2 separate regions of the Homo sapiens genome follow, and region 2 is linked to region 1. The links are chromatin contacts, found by Hi-C or POLR2A ChIA-PET in ENCODE. All regions are on one chromosome and are shown on one strand. Each heading gives the region's core, a stretch centred on a gene start or an enhancer-like site at or near the end of the contact. The rest is flanking DNA. Distances are from core to core; before and after follow the strand shown. Region 1 overlaps MYRFL (myelin regulatory factor like). Region 2 overlaps CNOT2 (CCR4-NOT transcription complex subunit 2).

Region 1 (4,769 bases), core at 681-3,180:
CCTGCCTTCCCCTTCACCAATGTAAGCATTGTTTCTCAGAGAAGGATCTCTTGACCTCCAAGTCTAGGCAAAGTTCCTCTGCTTTATGTGCTCATAGCACCAGTTCTCCTTCATAGCATGAGTCACAATTACAAGACAACTAATTGTGTCAACTTCATTCTTTGTCTTCTCCTATATCACATACACCCCGTGAGAGTGAGGACATGTTTAAGGTCATGGTTCATCAACATATCACCAGTTTCAAATACAATTCCTTGCATGTTGTAGGTGCTCAGCTAATAATTGTTAAATACATTGATAACTTAAAGCGTTAGGGAAAGATGTAAGATAGGAAGGGAGGGGGAAGGATGAGACTAAGACAGGAATGCTAGCCACAGAGAACACCATGAACCAAGGCCCGAGACAGCAAATGCCCTGAATGACATCTGCAGAACAAAGGCAGAATTTGGCATTACTGGACTAGAATGGTTAAGGCCAGAGCAGGGAGGGCCTTGCAGGTCATACTTGGAAGGAACAGTCACAATCTCATATAGCCCTGTGCATATATCTATCACTGTGAGCGCCTTCACTCAGTCAACAAATATCTATTGAGTAGCTACTATGTGCCAGATGATCTCCTAAGCACTGGAGATTCAATGAGTGTTTCTCTTTTGGAGCTTAAATTTTAGTAAAAGTTTCATTCTTGAGTCTTATTTATCTCAGGACCTGCACAGTACCGAGCAAAGTGTCTGACATGTAATAGGCACCTAAAATTTTTGATGGAAAAAAGAAGGAATAAAAGAACGAAGGTATTAAAATGGCAAGACAATCCCTGACATGAAGAGAATTGAAGAGAGAGGGTCAATCAGGAGCCAGCCTGGACTGGCCTTGCACTGCCTAGGCCCTACCCAGTTCCTCAGCCATAGGCCCCTGTGAGTCCTATGCCCAATCCCTATTTTCCCCTTTGTTCCTGCCCCACCTGCAGGGCCCCAGCTAAAGAAGGAAGCAGAGGCAGTGTTGGTTCCTTTGTTGCAGATGAAAAGCAGAGGAGAAAGTACCCTCATGTAGGCTGTCCAGGCTACAGAGAGGGAAATGGTCCCTGGTTTCTAAACTGGATCCTTGATTCCCCAAGACATACTGCTAGACATAGCATTAGGTTCTCTGGTACTACTATCATCCTCTAGACAGATTTTCAGCCAAGAAAAATTTTGAGGGTTACTTGGAGACCTAAACATTTTATATGACAATGTTCCTCAAACAAAATGCTTTTCTAATTTCTGGACTTATAGTCTTCCCAAAGCTAAATATAAACAGTAGCCTGTATTGCATGATCCCTATGTGTACACTTGGCCTAGGGAAAACACTTGAGGCAAAGGGTGTGCCTTCTTTGAATCCTCCCAGGAACCCTACCCAGGCCAGCACTTACTGCTGTGCCTTGCTCTTCAATGCCTGTTGAGTAAGAAACTGAAAACTGAATTTGGGTGTCTGCTTTGACCTTGCCCACAGAAGTTTTGGAAAGTTTTGACCATGGATGCAAATAGCCATCAGCATCATGCTGCCTCACACCCAAGGTTTCTATAATATATCATTAGCTCAAGAATTGCATCACAGACAACACCTTCCAGTCCATGGGACTCAGTCTGTTCAGGGAAGGCTATCTGTCATCTGGTGATGGCCCACAGCCCAGCCACAGTCTGGACTAGGAGCAGCTTAAATGACACCTGCTCACCCTGAGCAAAGGAACTTCTGCGTTTGGCTCCTGGCCCAGAGGGAGACTTTGCATGTTTGACTTTCTTGAGCTTTTTTCATGTCTACTTTTGTCTTCCACTAGCACACGGGTATTGTGGTTAGGAGAAAATCAAAACAGCCTTTGAGCATTTCATCTTAACGATTCCCTTTTCTGGCTTGAATTTTTTAATATCTTGCTACCTTTTTTCAGCCTTCACCACAGAATTTGACTGATGTATTCAACTCTCAACTTCCTCATGTTTTTGGGCATTGACATTGAGGTTCTTCATGTGCCTTTAGTGTTCAGCGTGTCCTTCCCCCCTAGTTTTGCTCAGTTTCCACCGTCAGAGCTGCATGTCCTTCCACAGTCTGCAGTCGCATCAGTAGACACGATGCCAATGGCTGGGCAAGTTAAGCTGCTCCTCTGCCCAGGACCTCAGTTGCAGAGGTTTCGGTCATATCTGCGTCATCTTCTCCATGTCTTGGATCTGTGTCCCTGTGAGCATCAGAGATCTCCCCCACCAGGACTTTGTAGATAATCATGTTCTTAATATCCACAAAGAAATCTGTGTTTCCTGCGTGAGGAAACACATAGGGCAAAGCAGCAGCCCATATCCATTTTCCCCAATTGTAGTATTAGGTAACATATTTGACCACTACATTTTGTAGCAGCTCATCCATTCAGAAGCCAGCTGTGGTTAGAATGCACTCTTAAAGAATAAGAAATTGCTTCCAGTCCTATGCATGCCATCAAATTGACCAAGGGTCAGATCCCCAGAGTATATGAAAGAAAGGCTCTCTTTTTAAAAGTTGCAAAAACTAAGTCAGGAAGAGGTGAAGATGAAATTCACACATCTGTCATCAGCATCATCAACATTACCATCATCTCCCTCATCTCTGTAATAAACAGTGGACTGGGACAGACAAGATTTCTACAAATATATATCTCAAAAATGTGCACAGATTTATCAAAACAAATCTATTAATATGAAATCATTTAATAAATAAATTACATGTAATTTTTATTTTGTATAAATAGAAAATAATTTCTCTTTGCTTAGACTTGTCTGGCTAAAAAATACCTTACATATATGAGTTTAGAAAAATCTCTTAACCTGGGTAAAATGAATATGAGCATTTCCTGTTCACAGACAACAAAACAGAGTCACAGATCGCCTCTCGGCCAAAGTTCCTGGGCTGGTGGTTGCCAGAGTCAGGACTAAACTCTTAGACTTCTAACCACGGACCAGGATTTTCTTTATTCTATCATGCTGCCATGAGCAGGAAGGGGATACAGAAATTTCACATTTAGAGCCTGGATTGAAGTGACATTTCATTTAGATGGAGAAGGCTTTTTAGAAGGGATGTGAGAAGTTCTCCAGAAGCTTGTTATTTTAAGACAATATATTTTCTTCAAACCAACAAGCAATATTTGAAGACTTTTTGTAAATGAAGTTCTGTGTTATGCCTGGTGGTAGCAGGAAGGGTTGTACAGGACTTTTCTCACTTGTTATATTCAATTTACATTTTAGTAAGACTTGGTAGTGAATTGTATAGCCAATTGCAAGGATAAATTTGAGTTGGTGTGACCTGAAATGCAGACAGATGATCTCTCTCTAAAGTTCAAAGTCACAATATCTAGGACTGACATCTGGAAATGTATGTAAGAACTCTCTAGCTCTGCATTCCCATCTGGCTAGTAGGTCACAGCTCTTCTAATATGAACCGCAGCTTCACAATCAGTATAAAAGTCTACAATTACAACCATTCTTTGGAATCCTCTAAGCAAAGGAGGACATTCCTTGGCTGGTTTAGGAAAACCAGTGCAGATTTGCACTGAGAAAGGAATGCAGTCTGGAAGAGGGGCTAATAGTGAACAGATTAGGACTTCTATTAGCTAAAAAGGGATAAGGAAAGGAGAGAAAAGGAACTTTTAAAACACAGCTTCACAAATGCTGTCAAGAGAAGTAGTATGAGTGAGATGATGGGGAAGTGGTAGAAGCAATGCATGGGAAATAATTAAATGGCAGAAAAGTTGGAATGAGGTGTTAGTAGCTGGCTGATGGATTGGAAGCTTAATCCTCATCCTTATGGTCTACATAGCAGTTGTAGCTTTCCAAGATGATTCAGTTCAACTGGTTAAAAAATAAAAAAGAGCCAAGGGTGTCAGGCAGGCAGGCAGGCACCATTTTCATCTTATAGCTGAAGACACTGAGTTCAAGGAGATTAAGCTTTTTATCCAGGGTCACGTAACTGGGGAGAGCCCAAAGCGGAGAAGCCATCTCCTGACATCTAGGCCTGACTTCTGGTTTCCTCTAGGTAACTGCCTCTCCACGGAGGAAAAAGGTCTTCACCCGGAACTCTTGGCGATGAACTGACCAAGTAAGGGATGAGGAGGAGGAGCTTCTCAAGAGTTCCTAGAGAAAGACGATGCCTGGGGAAGATAATGGCCAGTAGAGTTGGTGCCAGGGACTCTAGAAGGAAGAGGCTGGAGACATCCAAGAGAAATATGATCAGGAACTGGACTGAGACAGTGCTTGGAAGATGAGTGGGGAGACAGAAAGGAAAAGGCAAGCTCTGGAAGCTGACAAAGTATGGAAGGAAGGGCAATGGCCTGTGGAAAATAACTGAGACTTGCTGCCTGTGAGGCCAATGACATGCTGTCTTTGCCCACTGCTCCTGTCAGGTAAATCCATTCTCTCAGGGAGGAACTGCTTTACAATTTCAGCAGAGATGCCCAGCAGCTCAGTCATCATTTTTAAGCAGTGTGTTCATCTCACACCAGTGGGTGACATGTAAAGATGTGCGGTTCAAGGTGTGTCAGAGGCCAGGAGCACCCAGCAAACCTGACTGGGGTGTCAGAGGAGGGGCCCAGGGCCTGAATCTGTGCTCACCTCCTGGATATTCTGCTTTGCCCGGCTGTCAGAGGGATGCATGATGGTCCCCATCACTTTCATGTTGCCACAGACAACCAGGGCTTCGTCCGGCGCATCTGTGTTGATTCCTACTCGACCGTGACAGACAATAGATTCTGGAACTTGTCCTCGCTGCCACAATGCATC
Region 2 (4,769 bases), core at 666-3,165, 410 kb before region 1:
GAACAAGCATTAAACCGTGAGTCAAAAATCTAGATTCTATATCCAGACTGAGCTAAAGCAAAAGAAGAAATATTTAAGAAATACTTGTGAAACAAAGAACATTTTACAAACTGCTAAGTAATGAGTTTACTTAATAAACAGGCGTGCACATACACACACACACACACACAGAGTAGCCAGTCAAATAAACTAAAAAAGCTTTTAACTTCCTTTAATTGAAAACACAGAGAATGTCTATTTTTAGTTTAGCAAATTCTTCAAAAATACTGCAAAAAATTTACAGATGTAAAAGATGTTGAAATAAATTTCAATCTATGCTATATCCAAGTAATAGCAACCATAGGATCAATAAGGTCTGAAATAATGAGGTTTTGCTATGTAAGTAAAATAAAACTCTGAAAATTAAACATTTTTCCTTTTAAGTCATACAATAAACCCACAAAGGAAGTACTGGTTGTTCTTTATTTGGTAGTTACTTATTTTTCTCTTTAAATAAAGTATCCCAGAATAAATACAAAATTCTTACTTTGTTGCCCGTATAAACTTGCCCCAAACTGAGACAGCTGACCTGATGTAGATGGTGATGCCAGCATCTAGAAACAAATTAATTATATTAGAGCATAAAGAAAACAGAGCAGAGCATTGCATTTACACTCCACAAATCTGTAAATCATACCATAAATGTGAAAATCTAACATTTTCTCATTCTTCAGAAAAACATAAAACAAACATTCTATAATATATTCCATGTTTCTTAAGAGAATATCACAATTCGATAAAACCAAACTGTAGAAATGAAATTAATTTTTAATACTATAAGTTTTCTAAAAGTCACACTAACTTGAGTTACAGCAGCACTACTCTTTCACTTAGCAAGTTAAAAAAATAAAATTATATAGACATGGTATATAATTTATGTATTTGTGATGTGAACTTCATGGCACTTGTACAATGCCTTTGAATTTATCCATTTTTTTTTCCTTGTAGATGTAAATTATTTGAAGATATGTTCACAGAACATACATTCATTATATATATCCTCATAGAAATGAATGTAGCAGTGTTATATACTCAAAAGTAAATACTGAAGCTGAGTAAATGAAAATATGTGTGTGTGCATATTTGCGTATTTCCTGTCTTATATTAGACAACCATCAAAACATCCTAATTAAATAAGACATGAGCCATGTCATCAAGGGGCTTACAATCTAGTGGGGAAAGAGAATGAATTATACAACTCATTATATTTTAAGGCACAGTGTGGTAAATGCTCTAAAGGAAACATGAAACATCACTGGAGCTACACAAAGGTATCAGGAATACTCTATAGAGTGGTAACATTTAGGTACATACAATGAAGGGGTCTTCCCTCAAGAATATGCAGTGAGTATAAGTGTAACAAAGGTTAGTAATGTAATCAGAAACCACCTGTACCCCCAAAACTATTGAAATTCAAAAAAATTGAACAAAAATTTAAAAATTGAACACAAAAACCCAGTATCCAGTTGTTAAAAAAAATAAAGATTTGTAATATTATTAGAGAACATAAACAGTGGTGATAGGATAACTATGAAAGGAGATAAAGTTCATCTCTATTTGGAGATAAAGCTCACCCATGTTATGGCATAGAAGAATGCGAAATAAATGTCATACAAGAATGGCTACCAACTATAGCAATAAAAAGAAAAATAATATTAAGCAAGAAGGTGGCAATCAAAATGGGTTTTGGGAAGATACCTCTAATAGCAGAAATGGGATATGCTGAGATACTAAACGACAACAGCAGAAGTGAGACTAAAAATAAGACGCATTCTGGTGGTAGAAGTAACAGTTATTTTATGTCCTGTTGACTAGCTGGGGTATAACGGGAAAAGGAGGTTAATGGAGACTCACAAAAGAGAGAACTATCAGAGGCTGATCTGTGGTTTCCAGGGATGAAAAATCATGCTGACACTGACCACAGTTAGAAAAACCAAGAAGTGAAACATGTATTTTTGTTTGTTTTTTTTTCTATTTTCTCACCCTGTCTTGTGGTGCTGAGGTAAAACATTTAAAGGGTAGAGGTTTTACAATATACATTTCATACTATTTTCATGTCAAAATTCTAAGTTGTTTCAATTATACTAAAGTTTGCAAAATTTTTTATACTATAGTTTTAGACCAATGGTACACATCAGTAACTCTTGAGGTAGGGCTGAGTTATACACCACTCTAAAGAAAACAGTAATATTAATACGACAGTAGTGATTTTTCTAAAAAAAAAAAAAAAAAAAAAAAAATCAAACCTTATAAATATTCCCTCCCAAATCCAGAGGTTGTGCAACCTAGATAATTAAACTAACATCCTTTATCTATACAATTAAACTATATATTCTTTCCCAATTATAACCCAACAGATCAAAAGATGCCTGATAAGTTCTTTTCTTAGGTATTATAGATTACTGTTACTGCATTAACTGAAAATATTTTGTAGGTATATTAAAAGTTCATTTCCAAATTGCAAGAACAAGAATATATAATAAAGCTTTAGTTGATCACAGAAGGTAAAAGGTTTATGGCACATGTATACCTATGTAACAAACCTGCACGTTGTGCGCACGTATCCTGGAACTTAAAAGTAAAATTAAAAAATAAAAAAGGAAGTTTTATCCTTTTTAGTAAGTTTTCTTTTATGATTATGTAGTGGCCTTCTTTATCCCAAATAATGCTTGATATCTTAAAATCTGGTTTTCCTAATAGTAATACAAATCAACCATCAAAAAAAGGAGGTAAAAGATTTATATAAAATTCTTAAGAATCATGATTTTCTGTCATTATAAGCTATAAATGAAAAAGTACAGTTGTTTCTAAAGGCTGCAAATATAAGATGCTGGCCAACATAAATGCATGACTTAGAACAATCCATAATGTGAATATTGTCAAACAAAACACTTAAAACATTTTTCATCAGATATTTATGTTTATTGAATAGTTAACTCCAGACAACACACATTTTAGTCTACTTTCTCACACTGATTATACATCCATGAGTTACAGATATGCCTGGGTATCTACCTGCCCTCTCAAAATGGGAGGAGGGAGTAAGTAGGGAGGGGAAGCAGAGCATGAAGGTAAAGAGGTGGTAGGTCCCTAGGCCAATTACTTGAGATCAAGAACCGTAGGCTGATTCACTTACCACAGTGTGTAATATTATATACAATTTTCTCTATGTGCCACTACATGAAGGTGGTTAGTAAACACAGCTTTACAGGAATAATAAAAGTAGTTTAATGTTAAATTTAAGAGTTTGTAACCTTCAACACATTCATGTAAAATAAGCATCGATCAGCTATACAGACATATCTTAAAATTACTGCCTCAAAATGTGTCAAAAATGCAAATATCTAATTTCTTATAAAGTCTATCCCTAAGAACCTGTACTTTTAAATTCTGAAGGCAATATTTCATCAAACAAATCGGTGCTAAAAATGGATTTAATACACAGTGAAGAAATGTGAATGTCACAGAAATGCTTTTTATGAGTATAGAAAATGCACAAGAAATATACTCTGACAGAACAGTAAGTACTATTAGCAGAAAACAAAATGTATATATTTTTTAAATTCTGAAAGTTAATAATATAAAGGTAAATTTCTTAGAAAAATATAAAACTTTAGATCAAGAAACACATTACAGTAGGGGATGCAGCACAAGTAAAAAGAGTCTAGTTTTGGAGTCAGAAATAATCTGGGTTTGAATCCTGGTTCTGCCACTTACCTATGGAACAACCAATACTTGGTTTCCTTCCTATAAAATGAAAATAACTACCTACCTCACAGAGCTGAAGTATAGGTTAAATGAAATAAGATATGGCATATAGTATGTGCTCAATAAATGGTAGCAGCAGCTGCTAATAATCTAATCTTCCCCTCAGTTGCAGAACTCTCATTAATAGGAGTGAGAGGGGGCATTCAGACTCTTGAGAAATGTATTAAATAATACCCTTAATTTATATAACTTTTTGCCCAAGGGGCTAAAGAAAGTTTATCTTCACAAATTCCAGGTAAAATAAGGCATAGAACTTGTGCTCTTAAGAGTGGCAAACGGTAGAAAAAGATTAATAGAATGCTGAAAACAACAAGTTACAGCACACTCTAAAATCATCATAATAATCAGGTCTTCCATATCTCTCAGAAATCTACAATGCACACTGCAGTCAAACAACAACAATAAAAACCAGGAAGCAACTAGAAGAAACAGTAATGTGATTCTGGTTATTCCCCTAACCCTTCACAGAACTTCTTTATCCTTTAATATACAGAATGTCAAAGAAATCCACAAATTGTTGCAAGGAAATACAACAAAATTTTGTTAAATAAAAATTCCATGACCATGACAGCAATTAAAAAATGATATTTAAGTTTTAAAATATTATTTTTAAAAGACTCTGTATAATATACTCAAAATTATGGTGATAATATAATTCCTAGCACTATGTTATTATTCCAGGACAAAAACCACAAATGAATTATGACTTTTTAACTGTACCATATCTACAAAGAGAAAAAGAGACAAAGAAAAAGGAAGAAAGCATATGCATGCACACACATAAGAGTTCCAGATCTAGACAGAAGCTAAAGAACCTTTAAAATTGGAAAACGGATAACTTAAAACATGAAACTAATGAAATCTAGCAAACAGGCACAAAAAAAGAAAACTATGAGAAGGTAATACATTAAAAAGAACAAGGCCAGGCACGGTGGCTCACACCTGTAATCCCAGCACTTTGG

Evidence for each region. Hi-C counts contacts between places; a loop is a spot of excess contacts on that map. ChIA-PET counts read pairs that join two places held with the same protein, here RNA polymerase II (POLR2A). Pooled maps may share reads with other maps.
Region 2: a loop to region 1 is called in a map with no recorded cell type, with 7 times the contacts of the local background. The contact joins two enhancer-like sites. A Hi-C loop is called at or near these places in 2 of 37 single-sample maps with no recorded cell type and 5 of 50 pooled maps. POLR2A ChIA-PET finds 5 or more read pairs at or near these places in 2 of 52 experiments (A673 and Panc1).

Annotation. Positions count from the first base shown.
Region 1 is chr12:69,903,677-69,908,445 of GRCh38, reverse strand. It overlaps MYRFL (myelin regulatory factor like), which reads right to left. Exons shown (of 25, transcript NM_182530.3): 11 at 4,602-4,769. Among named protein-coding and RNA genes, the nearest start is that of MYRFL, 81 kb to the right of the region's middle. RefSeq lists an enhancer at 2,055-2,124. Within about 2 kb of position 1,930, at least 2 of the 41 ENCODE cell types and tissues checked have a DNase peak (open chromatin) inside an H3K27ac peak, as active enhancers do.
Region 2 is chr12:70,315,122-70,319,890 of GRCh38, reverse strand. It overlaps CNOT2 (CCR4-NOT transcription complex subunit 2), which reads right to left. Exons shown (of 16, transcript NM_014515.7): 4 at 527-593. Among named protein-coding and RNA genes, the nearest start is that of KCNMB4, 49 kb to the left of the region's middle. Within about 2 kb of position 1,915, at least 2 of the 41 ENCODE cell types and tissues checked have a DNase peak (open chromatin) inside an H3K27ac peak, as active enhancers do.